Regions from separate parts of the Homo sapiens genome. Here region 2 is linked to region 1. Evidence: read pairs that join two places in POLR2A ChIA-PET (ENCODE). Cell type or tissue: A673. All regions are shown on one strand. Each heading gives the region's core, and the rest is flanking DNA. Links, peaks and the distances in the headings are about the cores only.

Evidence for each region. ChIA-PET counts read pairs that join two places held together with the same protein. Peaks named below come from ENCODE experiments on the same cell type or tissue, not always from the same donor. Only the 100,000 strongest peaks of a DNase experiment are listed, where the experiment ranks them.
Region 2: POLR2A ChIA-PET joins it to region 1 with 7 read pairs; 2 of 35 experiments call an interaction of 5 or more read pairs at or near these places.

What each region holds. Positions count from the first base shown.
Region 1 is chr15:44,917,008-44,925,246 of GRCh38, reverse strand. It overlaps the pseudogene LOC100420928 and the pseudogene LOC100129830. Among named protein-coding and RNA genes, the nearest start is that of TERB2, 36 kb to the left of the region's middle. In A673, for the core only: no CTCF peak of the experiment used is centred there; no DNase peak of the experiment used is centred there; H3K27ac peaks cover 2,318 bases.
Region 2 is chr15:45,301,294-45,309,532 of GRCh38, reverse strand. No RefSeq gene overlaps it. Among named protein-coding and RNA genes, the nearest start is that of SLC28A2-AS1, 26 kb to the right of the region's middle. In A673, for the core only: no CTCF peak of the experiment used is centred there; no DNase peak of the experiment used is centred there; H3K27me3 peaks cover 377 bases.

The DNA.
Region 1 (8,239 bases), core at 2,173-6,172:
GTCATTTTTTATCTTTACAGCTAAATACGTCAATGTCCTTTTGAAGGAGAAACATAATTTGTTCAGCTTACTTTATATTTTTGATTTGTAGCTCGCAGGAATCCTTAAGTCAAGGATTTTAAGAAAGTTTAAATTAGTAGCAAGTTTTTTTGTTTCCTTATTTTTGTGACTAAAAGGTAATATAACCACATTAGAGGAAATTTCAATAATTGAAAGGAGAATAAAATCAGTCAAAGTTTTACTTATCTGACATAACCACAGCTGGTATATTTAAAATTCTGGTCTTCTTTATGTGTCTCCAAAAATATATAGTATAATTACATGTTTGTGTGGACAAAATTTTGTAAATTTTCTCCACAAAGCTAGACTGAGTGGACTTAAATGTGTAAATATTTTTATGGCTTTTGATATATATATTTCCAGTTTATTTTTCCTTTTTAAAAACATTACTGATTGGATCACTGGTATGACGATTTTTTTAAATGTGATTTATTTTTCTATCCACAGCATGATGAAGTAACACCAAATGAAATAAAGACCCTTAGGGAAAACAGTGAACTAGCAACATAGCACAAAAAAGAATTATCCGAAAGGTATTGAATTCATAAACTTCATTGATATTCAATTCAATGTAGAAATCTGTGACCACTGATTTTGTGCTTATCTCATTTAATTTTCAGTTTTCCTATGAGATAGATAGCGTTATAAGTCATTCCCATTATACAAAAAAAGAGATCTATGATTAGAAAGATAAGCAATTTCCCCAAAGTCATATAAACTTTGTTAAGTAGGGGAGAAGCAGGATTTCAATGAGTCAGAGCCCATTATTTAAATGGTAGTCATTAAATACTATACCAGGTATTTACTATGTAGAATACTATACTATCTCATAGTATAGCACACTATACTGTCTCTGCAGAAAGGAGACAAGGATTTTATGTATGTTATGATAACAGTTAATACATTATTTAAAAATTATATGTATCTGTGTGTGAAAACCCAATCATCATGCTTATGAACTACAAAATAATCTTAAAATATATTTTTTACTTGGAAGGAAATACACTACATATTAGCAGTAATTTTATTAGGATGAAAAGTGATGAGTGATTTCCCCTCTTCTTTCCAAATTGCTTGTAATATATTACATTGGTTTAAGAAATTAAATTTAGCCTGGGCATTGTAGCACATGCTTGTAATCTCAGCACTTAGGGAGGCTGAAGCTGGATGACCGCTTGAGCCCAGGAATTTGAGACCAGTCTGGGCAGCATAGGGATACCCCATCTCTATAAAAAATTTAAAATACTAGCTGGGCATAGTGGCACATACCTGTAGTCCCAGCTATTTGGAGGCTGAGGTGGGAGGATCACTTGAGCCCAGGAGGTTGAGACCGCAGTGAGCCGTGATCACGCCACTGCACTCTAGCCTGGGTGACAGAACAATACTCTGTCTCAAAGAAAAACAAGAAATTAACTTAAAAAGACAAACAAACATGGCCTTGCCGTTATATTAGGACCAGTTTATGAGAGGCCTTTTCATTGCAGGTCCTAGTTATACATGATCTAGCCCTAGTTCCATATTTTCCAATTCAGTTGGTTTTCAAATATTCATAGGGAACATTGGTTCTTCAGAAGTCTGTTTTATCCCTCCAAACCTGTGGCCGGAGTCAACCTAAAAGTGGAGGCAGGGGAATCCCCACCACGGAGTGCCCCAAACTGTCCCAAGTTGGGGCCAGTTGGGATTCTAAAGAAAGAACCACTAGCTAGAGTAATCAGTCTAAAGCATCTATTGAGGGAACTTGCAGAGTATCACACCAATCCTTGCAATGGACAAGATATAAGGGGTGTTCTACCTAGGTATATCCACAGTGAGGGGGTCTGGGTATGGAGTTTATATGAGGGTTTAAGGAATCTGGCTCAGGGCTGAGGCCAATTTCATTCAGTGTTTTGAGCAGCAACCTAGATACCTTTATCAGTGCCTGGAAATGTTTAAGGTCCTGGTTTGAGTTCAAGCCTGATGGGAAAACCCTGCACTGGGCTGTCTCACAGAGCAGTCAAAGCCCTCTGTGATTTTTGGTCAGGACACAGAAAGCAAGCCAGGAGTGGAATCAGGGGAGGGGAGGATGGGACTGGGGTACCCTACAGTCTGGTATTTAGCTGCTGTAATATAAATGATCAAATAGTAGTTATCTTTCTTCAAAATAAAAAGTAATGATGTAATTTATATAATTTTTTCAAGTTTTTCTCCCATAAGGGCTAATTTCCTTAATATACAAAGAGGTATTAGAAATCTGGGAAAAATATGTCCAATCCAAAAACAACAGAAATGGACAAAGGATATGAATAAACCCTAGGTAGGTGTCTACTTAGAGCCTTTTCTCTGTGGAAACACCAGAGGGTGCAGTGTGAACACAGATAAAATATACCCTCAATTTACCTGCTGAAGCATTTGTTAGCATAGTACTAGGGACGTTGATTTTTTTTACATCATACAAACTTGATGTATGAAAAATCAGGCAGTACAGAATTAGTATAAAATCCTAATTTCTCCCAAATCCTCTCCCAGTGATAACCTTCGTTTTTTGTTTTTAATTGAGACAGAATCTTAGTCTGTTGCCCAGGCTGGAGTGCAGTGGCGTGATCTCGGCTCACTGCAACCTCTGCCTCCCGGGTTCAACCAATTCTCATGCCTCGGCCTCTCGAGCAGCTGGGACTATGCCACCCCACCACACCAGCTAATTGTTTGTATTTTTAGTAGAGATGGGGTTTGGCCGTGTTTTCCAGGCTGGTCTCAAATTCCTGGCCTCAAGTGATCTACCTGCTTCAGCCTCCCAAAGTGGCGGGATTACAGGCATAAACCACCTGTGGCTGGCCGAAAAATCTTATTTGATATTATGATGTGTACTGGCAGCATATGGCATTTCATTTTGTTTGTTTAACCTTTTTTTTTTTTTTTTTTGAGACAAAAGCTCACTCTGACCCCCAGGGCTGGGTGCAGTGACGTTATTTCAGTTCACTGCAGCCTCAACCTCCCAGGTTGAAGCGAGAGATCCTCCCTCCTCAGCCTCCCAAAATGCCACTAGGATTACAGGCATGAGCCACCACACCTGGCCTAGAATTTATTACTTTTATGACACCTCCATGAACATCTTTTTAAAAGTAAATCTTGCTCTACTTTTTTGATAGTTTTCTTCATGTAAATTCTCAGATGTGGAAATTATGGTATAAAGAGGCGTTTTTCTTCTTTCTTAAACACCTTATGTTTATTTATTTATTTACTTAATTTGTGTGTGTGTGTGTGTGTGTGTGTGTGTGTGAGAGAGAGAGAGAGAGAGAGACAGGATCTTGCTGTGTCACCCAAGCTGCAGTGAGGTAGCATGATCATATGCTCACTGCAACCTGGAACTCCCGGGCTCAAGCAATCCTCCCACCTCAGCCTGCTGAGTAGCTAGGACCGCAGATGTGGGCCACCACGCCTGGCTAATTAACAAAAAAAAAAAAAATTTTTTTTTTGATACAGGGTCTCGCTCTGTCACCCAGGCTGGAGTACAGTGGCACAATCTTGGCTCACCGTAACCTCTCAACTTCTACCTCCTGGGTTCAAACAATTTTTGTGCCTCAGCCTCCTGAGTAGCTGGGACTACAGGTGTGTACCACCACGCCTGGACAACTTTTTTTGGTATTTTTAATGGAAACATGTTTTTGCCATGTTGGCCAGGCTGGTCTCAAACTCCTGGCCTCAAGCAATCCACCCTCCTAGGCCTCCCAAAGTGCTAGGATTACAGGTGTGCCCCAATTCACCCAGCCTAATTAAATTATTTTTTGTCAAGATGGCATCTCACTATGTTGCTGAGGCTGGTCTTGAACTTCTGGGCCCAAGGTATTTATTAATTAGTATGGTAGCAGGCCAGGCATGGTGGCTCACACCTGTCATCCCAGCACTTTGGAAGGCTGAGGCATGAGGATAGCTTGGGGCCAGGAGTTCGAGACCAGTCGGAGCAATATAGAGAGACCCAGTCTATACAAAAGATTAAAAAAAAAATTAACTGGATGTAATGGTGTACTCCTGTAGTCCTAGCTACTTGGGAGGCTGGGGCAGGAGGATTGCTTAAGCCCAGGAGTTGAGGTTTGCAGTGAGCTATCTATGGTCATTCCACTGTGCTTCAACCAAGGTGAAAGAGTGAGGCCATGTATCAAAAAAAAAAAAAATTAGTAGCATATATCTGTTTCTTAGAATATGGAGCTGGAGGGTATTCTTTCATACTGGAAATAAACTACATAATATCATACAGTATGTTCAAATGCATATACTAAAGAACTCTACAAAATTTTAATCAAAATCTACGTTTAGTTTGTTAAGAATTTCTTGAGAGAACCACTGAGAGACAGTGTCCTTTTGATCAAATGATGAATCTCTTCAGAGTTAAGTCTTATAAAGGAAATTTTGACTATGTTGATCCAAGTAATGCAGTAGTGGCACATTTGTTAAAAGGCAAAATTTTACTTTTAATTTTCCTAAATGCTGTCTCACTTGAGTCAGGAGGGATTGGGAATACTCAAAATGATCTTCCAGAGAATTTCTGCCATAAGAGTGTGTGCCCTCATTAGGAATGGCTCTCTCATTATCTGTCCGTGATTGGAGGACTGCTTTCTCTGATAAAACCTTTATATCTCCTGGTAAAGGGGAAGATGTAGTATAAAAAAGAACTTTGCCATTTGGTCAGGGAAGGGGATGTCTTGTGTATGTTGCAGTAAAATTCATCATGTGCAGTTTTGTGCTGTCTTTCCAAGGGTCTTCAATGCATCTTACTGAGGTGCAGGCTTTCTTGATTGCAGTTGGGGTTTCCAGTTTTCTTAATAGTTCAGCTAGCACTTGAGTCACCAGATATAAATTAGACATTTATCTCTTCAGTTGCCAGTATACATTCTGTGTATTATCACTTGAAGTTCTTACTCTTCAGAGATCTCTGCTCTTCAAGATTGTCTTCCTCATACAGATAGGTTTGTTTGGTTTTTGAGTAGTTCTATTTTGAGATCGTTATATTCTTTCCTCATCAGCTCTTGTTCCAAACCTTGGATCTTCAGGTTACAGCTTAACATTTCCACCTCCCAGTTTGATGAAGGTGGATTGAAATTCCTCATCACCAGCTGAGTTTCCACCTCTGTCCTTAGCTAGAGTTCTACTTCTTTAGATTGCATCTGTTTATTCAATACTTTTAAAGATTCAGAGTTGTGTTTACTCATTTTATCCAATTTGCTCTTTAAATCATGTCTATCAATGCAAATCTTTCTTTCTTTTTTTTTTTTTTTTTTGAGACAGAGTCTCACCCTGTCACCCAGGCTGGAGTGCAGTGGGCAATCTCGGCTCACTACAAGCTCCGCCTTCCGGGTTCACGCCATCCTCCTGCCTCAGCCTCCCGAGTAGCTGGGACTACAGGCGCCTGCCACCATGCCGGCTAATTTTTTATGTTTTTAGTAGAGATGGGGTATCACTGTGTTAGCCAGGATGGTCTCGATCTCCTGATCTTGTGATCCGCCCGCCTCAGCCTCCTAAAGTGCTGGGATTACAGGTGTGAGCCACCGCGCCGGGCCACAAATCTTTCAATATGCATAATAGGCCTTATTTACTTGTTGCTATTCCACAAAACTTGTTTCTTCATCTAATTGAGCTCCTATAAGCTTTTCTTCCAAAAATCTAATTCTTTTCTTTATCATAAGATTTCTCTTTCTCTGAATCCTTAAGTCCTTTTTTGATGTCTTCATATGGGCAAATTGGGAAGCAACAGAAGCATCTCCTCAATATGTTGAAATTGGAGTTGCTGTGGTTTTCTCATAATTTAGCATACAGGTATCACCTTCTATCAGTGCATCCATGAGAGCCTGAAACCAGGCTACTTAGGGCCGCCATGGAGTTTCCATTCCTTAATGTTTAGAAACAGCCAAAAACAGATCGGGTTGCCAGGGATCACCACGGGTTCCGATTTCCTTGAAGATACCTCCACTTTGCGAGCGAAAGCAGCCACTCTGAGTTATTGAATTGAGAGTATTGGTCTTATATCTACCCATTTGGAATTCCTTAACATTCTAAGAATATTTTAATCGATCATCTTGGCTCTTCAGGGTGCCTAGTCATATCATTTGTTAATAAATGAAAGTATTCCGGCTGGGCGCGGTGGCTCACGCCTGTAATCCCAGCACTTTGGGAGGCCGAGGCGGGCAGATCACGAGGTCAGGAGATCGAGACTATCCTGGCTAACACGGTGAAACCCCGCCTCTACTAAAAATACAAAAAATTATCCGGGCGTGGTTGCGGACGCCTGTAGTCCCAGCTACTCGGGAGGCTGAGGCAGGAGAAGGCGTGACCCCAGGAGGCGGAGGTTGCAGTGAGCCAAGATCGCGCCACTGCACTCCAACCTGGGCGACAGAGCGAAACTTCGTCTCAAAAAAAAAAAAAGAAGAGCAATGATAAATATTAAAATCAGCCATAGATAAGGACATATGCCTACATTTGGACATGTAACAGTGCTGTTTTATGTATTATTGCTGGATAAAGAAACAGTCTGATTTTTCACAAAGACATAACAGTGTAACACAAAAACAAATTTTAAAAAACTTAAAAAATTAGTCAGAATTTTAAAAGTATAATTTCAACCTGTGGCAATACTCTGTTGTGAATTTTATTGGTAGAACTAAAGTAAAAATTTTTAATCTTTTTATTTTCTCAATTGAATAAATTTCCTTTTTCATATTTCTGCATTAAATAATAGCAATTTCTTGGAAGAAATCTTCATTTTTAGAGATAATGTATTTGTTTTTAATTTTGATGTGAAATAACAAGTACTTCTCTTTTTTATCATGCCCATCTGCTTGCACAGGAAGGAATAACTTCTTGTTGGAAAAAATCAGCTTGTGTTAATTAAACATTTAGTGACTAAGAGTTCTAATTTAGGCTGTGGTATCAATTTTTGTGACTAAAACTTGACTATCTCTTCCTCAGGATGGGTTAGGTTCAACTCATTGACTATTAAATTTCTGAAAATAGAATTAATTGTGGTCTTTAGTTATAGAAAGTACACGTTGGGGCAATAGCCTAGAACAGGGTTTCTTAGTTTTGGCACTACTGGCATTTTAGGCCAGATAATTCTTCGTTAGGGCGAGGGTAGGTGAGTGTCAGTCCTGTGCATTATAGAATATTTACCCTGGCCTGGCCGGGCGCAGTGGCTCACGCCTGTAATCCCAGCACTTTGGGAGGCCGAGGCGGGCAGATCACGAGGTCAGGAGATGGAGACCATCCTGGCTAACACAGTGAAACCCCGTCTCTACTAAAAATACAAAAAAAAATTAGCCGGGCGTGGTGGCAGGTGCCTGTAGTCCCAGCTACTTGGGAGGCTGAGGCAGGAGAATGGTGTGAACCCAGAAGGCGGAGCTTGCAGTGAGCGGAGATCGCGCCACTGCACTCCAGCCTGGGCAACAGAGCCAGACTCCATCTCAAAAAAAAAAAAAAAAAGAATATTTACCCTGGCCTCTGCCCACTAGATACCAATAGCATTACCCATCTCTCCCCCAGTTGTGACAACCAAAAATGTTCCTAGACATTGCCAGATATCCCCTAAAACATCAAAAGATTTTTTGTTTTGTTTTCAGCTTATGACTGGAATTAAATTCCCTCAGACTAATATCACTTATTATCACCCATGATAAGAAGTTCTGATTGACATTTACATATGTGATTAATAAGAGTAAGAAAGCAATTACTAATAATTATAAATACTTTGCTGGCAACAATTTTCAAATCAAAAGGTTCTGATAATTAAAAGTTTGGAAATCTATAATAGATGCTGTACTAGTTATTGATGTAAATCAAAGTGCTCTGAAACTTAGCAGCTTAAAACAATGAACATTTGTTTATTTATTTATTATAGAGATGAGGTCTCACTGTGTTGCCCAAGCTGGGCTCAAACTCCTGGGCTCAAGCAATCCTCCTGCCTTGGCCTCCCAAGGTGCTGGGATTCCAGGTACGAGCCACTGCACCTGACCCAGTGAACATTTATTATTTCAGTTTCTAAGGTCAGAAATCCAGGAGTATCCTAGCTGGGTACTTCTGTCTCATAGCCTTTTGTAAGGTTGCAGTCAAGTTGTCAGCTGGAGTGCAGTCATTCCAAGGCACAACTGGGACTGGAAAATCCACTTCAAACCTCATTCAAGTGGTTATTGGCAGATGTTGGGTCTTTGCTGGATTT
Region 2 (8,239 bases), core at 2,617-6,616, 380 kb before region 1:
ACACAGCTAATTATGTAGCAGCTCTTCGGGAAGAGGGGTTTCAAATCCTCCAGAGAGTTCAACACAGGTCTGGAGACTGAAAACAACCCAGGTGGAGCAGCTTCATTCAGCACTTACTGTGTAAATATGTTATTAAGCACTATATTGGGGATAAAATAGGACAAATATGTTCTCTATCTTCAGAGATATTGTTTGCAATGGAAGAAGTTTTCCTCTCTGCCACCTCACAATCACACTCAGGATCTTACCTGTGCATAATCATTCAGAAGGATCCACCAAAACAACTGGGCTTGCATTTTCCAGAAGCTTCTTGTCCTCGAGACTGTGTGCTCCTTATGAATAGAGTGCAAACAAATGCGACAAAAAATGTAGAAGATGCTCAGCCCATTATTATTATTATTATTTTTTCTAAAGATAGGGCATCACTGCAGCCCAGGCTGGAGTGTAGTGGTGCAAACATGGCTCACTGCAGCCTCGACCTCTAGGGCTCAAGCAATCCTCCCACCTCCCAGCCTCCTGAGTAGCTGAGACCACAGGTGTGTGCCACCATGCCTGGCTAATTTTATAATTTTCTGTAGAGATGGGGTCTCCCTGTGATGCTCAGGCTGGTCTCAAACTCCTGGCCTCAAGCAATCCCTCCACCTTGGCCTCCCAAAGTGGTAAGATTACAGGCATGAGCCTGGACAGTTCTCTTTAACTCTCAAATGCCCACATCAGAAAAGACAGTACAAATGTAAGCTGATTTTCCTATTTCTCTTTAGGGGCACTGTGTTAACAACAGTTTCTAACTTAATGAATGCCAATTGTGAGCCAATTTAAACCAAATAAACCAGGCCAAGTCATTCTATTACACAGTAGATCAGAGCAAAACCCATTCTAGCCTGGACCAGTGGCATCCAAACAATAACCTAAATGCCTGGGGAGAAAGGCCAATTTAATTAACATTCCACCCTGAACTCTTTTTTTTTTTTTTTTTGAGACGGAGTCTCACTGTATCAGCCAGGATGGAGTGCAGTGGTGTAACCTCAGCTTACTGCAACCTCTGCCTCCTGGGTTCAAGCAATTCTCCTACCTCAGCCTCCTGAGTAGCTGGGGCTACAGGTGAGTGCCACCATGCCTGGCTACTTTTTTGTATATTTAGTAGAGACAGGGTTTCACCATGTTGGCCAGGCTGGGTCTTGAACTCCTGACCTCAGGTGATCCGCCCGCCTCGGCCTCCCAAAGTGCTGGGATTACAGGTGTGAGCCATAGCGTCAGGCCCCTGAACTCTTGATTCTATCCACCATCCCCTCCTCCAAAACCTCTTCCTCCCCAAGCCTTCTCCACCTCAGAAAATGGCAACCCCATCATCCAGCCAGTTGCTTCATCCAGAGACTGGGGAGTCATCTTTAATGCATCTACTTTCTAACTTCCCAGATCTAGTGACCACATCCTGTCAATTCTACCTCCAATTTCTCTTGAATTCATCTACTTCTCTTTCCTCTGGCATCACCCTGATCCAAGTCATCTTCATCTCCCTCTAAGAAAACTGCAATGGCTTCCTAGCTGATCTGCTTACTTCCACTCTTACAGGAATCCATCAGATTCTTCAGAGACCTAATAGGTCTCTTTTTCTCCACATACCTAGCTCATCATAGCACTCATCGCAATTTATTTAAATATATATGTATGTATGTATGTATGTATGTATATAGCTACATATATTTGTTTATATATGTGTGTGTGTATACGTTTATGGAATGTTGCTCTCCTCAGAATTTAATCTCCATGAAGACAAAGTCCATGTCTGATTTTCTTTCACTGAAGTATTATTCCTAGTGCCTAACACAGTACCCAGCATATAGTCAGCATCAATAAAACTTGTTGGAAGAATGAAAGAATGAATGAACGAATGCTTTGTGGAATCCCTGCATGACAGAAGTCCTTCTGTTCACAATAGACAACTGCAGTCCAGAGCCCATTCTCTTAAAAGTCTTTCTTTTAACCTCAAAGCCACATGAGTCAATTCCTCAAAGAGAATGCACTTACTCCTCCAGGCTGATTATACAGTGACCTTCCAGCAGAGCCATTTAGGAAGAAAAGAGTCAGATCTCTGATGGAGCCAGACTAGATGGAGAGAAGCCAAATGAGAATTCCCTTTCTAATGCGTTGGAAAGATCTGAAGAAGAAAATGAAACAAAAATCTTAGACTTAGAGCCTTTGAGGAATTCTTGCCATCTGGTGGCAATAATATTAATCTGCAGGCAACCAAGCACTTTTCCTCGGCTTTCTATAGTATCTCAACATTTCTGAAATTGTACAATGATTTTAACCTTGGTGTGGGTCTCCTTTGATTTCATCATGCCCTGTATTCTAGAAATTTATGGCCTTCAGTTCTGGGAAATTTTCTCAAATTATTTCTTTTAGTATTTTTCTTCCCAATATTTTTTCTTTCTCTTGTTGAAATTTCTATTATATTATTCAGATGTTAGATCTCTGATCTTTTAACTTGCTTTTCTCTTTTCTTCTGTCTCATTATGTCTTTTTGTACTAATTTTTGAAAGGTAATAATTTTGGCTCCACCAAAATATCACTAAAACAGGCCATTGATTAAACAAAGACAACTTTATTCCTATGGCAGTAAGGAAGAACACTAACTTGACAGAGTCTTAGTAGCCTCTCAGAAGGGGCAGGGAAAAGTTGACATATTTATGAAGTTTTGAAGTCTGGTTTAAGGCAGGTCTTTCAATGCTAGGGCTTGATCAGAATTGGATAAGGATAATAGTTTAGAGTTGGTGGACACAGCAAGATTTTGAGGTGACGGATTCAAAGAGTGTTGGTGCCAGTCTTGGTGGCTCATGCCTGTAATCCCAGCACTTTGAGAGGCTGCTGAGGGAGGATCACTTGAGCCCAGGAGTTTGAGACCAGCCTGGGTTACATAGTGAGACCCCTGTCTCTACCAAAAAATAAAAAAATTAGCTGAGTGTGGTGATGCATGCCTGTAGTCCCAGCTACTCAGGAGACTAAGGAGGGAGGATCACTTGAGTCAAGGAGCTGGAGGCTGCAGTGAACTATGATCATGCCACTGCACTCCAGCTTGGGCAATAGAGCGTGACCCTGTCTCAAAAAAAAAAAAAAAAAAAAAAAAAAGAGAGCGAGAGAAAGAAAAAGAAAAAAACAATTCTTGGGGAGTAAACTGTCACTTGATGATATCTATTGGTAAATCGGACAGTTTGATGTTTATTTTAACAGTTTCTGGGGGAAATAAATCCCAGAATAAACAAAGTTATTTGCTTCTTTTATTGCCTCATGAAAGAGGTCCCTTTTATAATAAAGTTTTATTTGTGAAGAGACTGAAAGAGTAATGTCTTGTAAATTTAAACAGTAAACTATGTGGTTTCAGTCCTCAGAAACCACTTTATTTTCCTCGTCTTATTTTCCTTCCCTTCTGTTGAATTTTTTTTTTCTACTATAGCATTTTCCACTTACAGGAGTCTCTTTTCTTCTCAATTCTCCTTTTTAAAGCCTCCTTTCTTTGGGGAAAGGGGAGATATGATATCTTTTCCTAGCAACAGGAACAGACAGTAGGTATTTTTTAAACACATTTTCCTGCCAACTCCATTGCTTTGATTTCCTCTGAGTTCCATTTTGTTCATTCTGTCCTTCATGCTGGAGAAATTCCTTTATTGTCTGAAGGTGATCCTTTATAGGACAGTGACTAATCATAGGCATAAAGTATCAGTTAAACAAGATGAATAAGCTCTAGAGATCTGCAGCATGACAATGTGCCTATAGACAACAAAAACATATTGCACACCTAACAATGTGTTAATAGGGTAGATTTCATGTTCAGTGTTCTTACCACGATAAATTAAACTAAAAGAAAGAACAGTGAGACCAATACCAGAGGTGAGGCAGAGTAGGAGGTTGGGCTGATCAGTGTAGAATGATCTTATTAAGCTTGGAAGGTTTTCCCTGCTCTTGGGGTGGAACATTTTCCCAAAGAGGAATTTTCCAGTTTCCTGTGGGTTGAAGAGGGTAAGCTGGTTGCAGAATTCTCAGAACCGAGTTGGAGAAGGGAGCTAGGTTGTCACTGTCTAATATTGGCTTTCGTTTAAGTCCCATTTTCTGTAAAGTATCCCTACCCTCAACTATGGCTTTTTTTTCAGTCATTTTTCCCCTTTCAGAGATACCTACCACCTCTAATACCCAAGCTTTTCTGGAGTTCTGGGAATTGGCTTGCTCTGAGTTTTTTTCATTAATAGTTTAATGGGTTATCACTCTGCTAGGTCAGTTTCCACCTTTCCATCGGCTTTACAACTCTTGAAGTGTAGTCACTGTCATCTTCTTACCCAGTTTTTTTGTCCTTGTTGGTTTATGCATTTTGAATATATTGACATTTTAGAAGGCTTTGGCTAGGCATCAGCGACAAGTGAATGTGCTCATTCGACCACATTTAACCAGGAGTCTGCATTATATTCCTAAGATCCCCTCCAACTTCTAATTCTGTGATTTTAAATACATTTTAATTAAGGCAAGAGTGAGTACATAATTAGATACAAAGCTGGAGAGATTACGATTTCACGCAAATGAGATGGAAAAAGAGAGGTAATTAGCTTTAGCTTTTCAATAATCAGTCTAGGGGAAACTTCATGGAAGAGGTATTTTAATAACTGAACCTGAACCCTTTCTCTCTTTCTCCCTTAAGAGCAGCATGGATGAACCAAAGACAAGTTGAGGTAGCCTGCAGCAATTTTGATCTTGATCCAGACTGCAAAAACAAATTACCATCAAGATTTAGGAAGGAAGAAGAGACAATATTTAAAAAAACCTGAAAATTCCACAGGGAGAAACTGCATGTGCCTGACTAAGGCAATGCTAATAGGAATAGAAAGAAAGCATGGATAGATATTTACATGACATGATTTTGCATTTTTTAAAGTAATGAATCAAGGGCTGGGCGTGGTAGCTCACACCTGTAATCCCAGAACTTTGGGAGGCCGAGGCAGAGGATCACTTGAGGCCCAGAGTTCAAGACCAGCCTGGGTGACATACAGAGACTCCATCTCTACAAAAAACTTAAAAATTCGCTGGACATGGTGGTGCACGCCTGTAGTCCTAGCTACTTGGGAGGTTGAGGGGGAAGGCTTGCTTGAGCCCAGGAGTTTGAGTCTGCTATGAGCTATGACTGTGCTGCTGCCCTCTCGCCTAGGCAACAGAGCAAGACCCTGACTCTAAAATTTAAAAATACATAAAAATAAATAATGAATAAAAATTGGTAAATTAATAAGTTTACTGAATACCTATATTATAAGTAAAGAGGACACTGTACTAGATGTAATAAGAAAGAGAAAAAAGAATTGTGCTCAGAAGTTGGTGATATTCTTAAATAATAAATATTTTTGATATTGTTGGGTAATTTATGACTTGAGAACGATTACAAAGTGACAAGTTAATGAAAAGCTTAGAAGATTTCAGTACAAATTAATAGTGGACATGCAAGAATGATTCAAAAAGGAACTTAAGAAAACAGTCTCATTTATAATAGCATCCAAAAGAATAAAATATCTAGGAATAAATTTAACTAAGGAGGTGAAAGCCTTGTGCATTGAAAACTACAATACATTGCTGGAAGAAAGTTAAGAAGACATCAATAAATGAAAAGATATCTCATATTCATCTATTGGAAATTGGAATATTTAATATTGTTAAGACAGCAATGCTACCCAAAGTGATCTACATATTCAATGCAATTCCTATAAAAATTCCAATGCCTTTTTTTTTCTTGCAGAAATGGAAAAGTAGATCCTCTCAAATTCATAGGGAATTGCAAGGGGCCCTGATTATCTAAAATAATATCAAAAAAATAACAAAGTTGGAAGACTCATAGTTTCCAATTTCAAAACTTACTACATAGCTACAGTGATCAAAACAGTGTGAGGTATTGGCATAAGGACAGAGATAAACATCAATGGAATAGAATTGAGAGACCAGAAGTAAACCCATACATCTATGGACAATTGATTTTCAACAAGGGTGACAAGACCATTTGATGGGGAAGAAGTAATCTTTTCAACAAATGGTTCTGGGAAAACTGGATATCCACATCCAAAAGAATGACACTTTTTGGACCCCTACCTCACACCATATACAAAAAGTAACTCAAAATGGATCAAAAGTAACTCAAAATGGATCAAAAAAAAAAAAAAAAAAGACTGGATGTGGTGGCTCACATCTGTAAATCCCAGCACTTTGGGAGGCTGAGGCAGGTGGATCACCTGAGGTCAGGAGTTCAAGACCAGCCTGGCCAACATGGTGAAACCCTGTCTCTACTAAAAATACAAAAATTAGCCGGCATGCTGGTGAATGCCTGTAATCCCAGCTACTTGGGAGGCTGAGGCAGGAGAATAGCTTGAACCCAGGAAGCAGAGAGGCTGCAGTGAGCTGAGATCACGCCATCATGCTCTATCCTGGGCAACAGAGCCAGAGCGAGACTCTGCCTCAAAAAAAAAAAAAAAAAACCTAAATGTAGAAACAAAAACTACTAAACTCTTAGAAAAAAGGATCAAGGTAAATTTTTATCAGTTTGGATTTGGCAATGAATTCTTAGATATGGCACCAAAAGCACAAGCAATAAGAGAAAAAAATAGGTAAAATGGACTGTGTCCAAATTTAAAACTTTTATGTCAGGACATTACCAAGAAAGTGAAAAGACAACCTAAAGAATGGGACATTTGCAACTCATATATTTGCTAAGTGCCTGGTATCAAAAATATATTTTTTAAAACTCTTACAGCTCAACAGAAAAAAACAAGCAACTCAGTTTAAAAATGGGCAGAGTGCTTAAGTAGATATTTCTTCAAAGAAGATATACCAGTGAGCAACAACCACATAAAAAGATGCTCAATGTCATTCGTCATTAGGGAAATGTAAATCAAAACCACAATGAGATACCACTTCAAACCCACTAGGATTGCTATAATTAGAAAACCAAAACCAAACAACAACAACAACAACAACAAAAAGAAAACAGTAAGTATTGCTAAGGAATTAGAGAAATTGGAACTCTTGTACATTGCTGATGGAATATAAAATGGTGCAACCATTGTTAAAAACCGTTTGGTGGTTTCTCAAAAAATCAAACAGGGAATTACCCTATGACCCAGCAATTGTACTTCAAGGTATATACTGCAAAGAATTGACAACAGATACTTAAACAAATACGTGTACATGAATGTTCACAGCAACACTATTCACAATAGCCAAAAGATGGGAACAAACCACATGTCCATAAAAGAATGAATGAATAAATAAAATGTGACATATGCATATAATAGAATATTATTCAGCCATAAAAAGGAACAAAGGACTGATACATGCTACAACATGCAGGTACCTTGAAAACATTATGCTAAGTAGAATAAATCAGACACAAAGGTCATATGTGGGTTTCATTTATATGTAATATTCAGAATAGAAAAATCTGTACAGATAGAAAGCAGATTAGTTGTTCCAGGGGCTAAAAGAGGGTAGAATGAGGAGTGACTGCTTAATGGGTAAAGCGTTGTCCTTTGGGCTAATGAAAATGTTTTGAAACTATATAGAGGTGGTACACATTGTGAGTGTTCTAAACGCCACTGAATTGTATACTTTAAAATGATTAATATGGCCGGGTGCGGTGGCTCATGTCTACAATCCCAGCACTTTGGGAAGCCAAGATGGGAGGATCCCTTGAGCTCAGGAGTCCAAGACCAGCCTGGGCAATGTGGCGAAACCCTGTCTCTACAGAAAATACAAAAGTTAGCACATAGTGGCACACAACTGTGGTACCAGCTACTCTAGGGCTGAGGCAGGAGGATTGCTTGAGCCTGGGATGTTGAGGCTATAATGAGCTATGGCCCCACTACACTCCAGCCTGAGTGACAGAGAGAGACCTTGCCTCAAAAAATAAAATGATTAATATTATGCTACGAATGTCATGTCAATTAAAAAAAAAAGAGTGAAGAAAATGCCGAAGGACCTATTTTTTTAAAGCCTTAAAAGTAGAGAAAAATAGAGTGAAGCAAATTCAAATACAAAGCCAAAACAAAACAAGGGTGTATAACACTGAGAATTTCACCCTGAAAATAAAAATGGATATGGACACTAACAAGTAAAAAAGATAGAGTATACACAATCACAAAAAAAGCAAATCAAAAAATTTTTTGTGAGCAGTACTCTGGGAATGCTGACTGAATAGATGAAACTCGTAACTGTTATT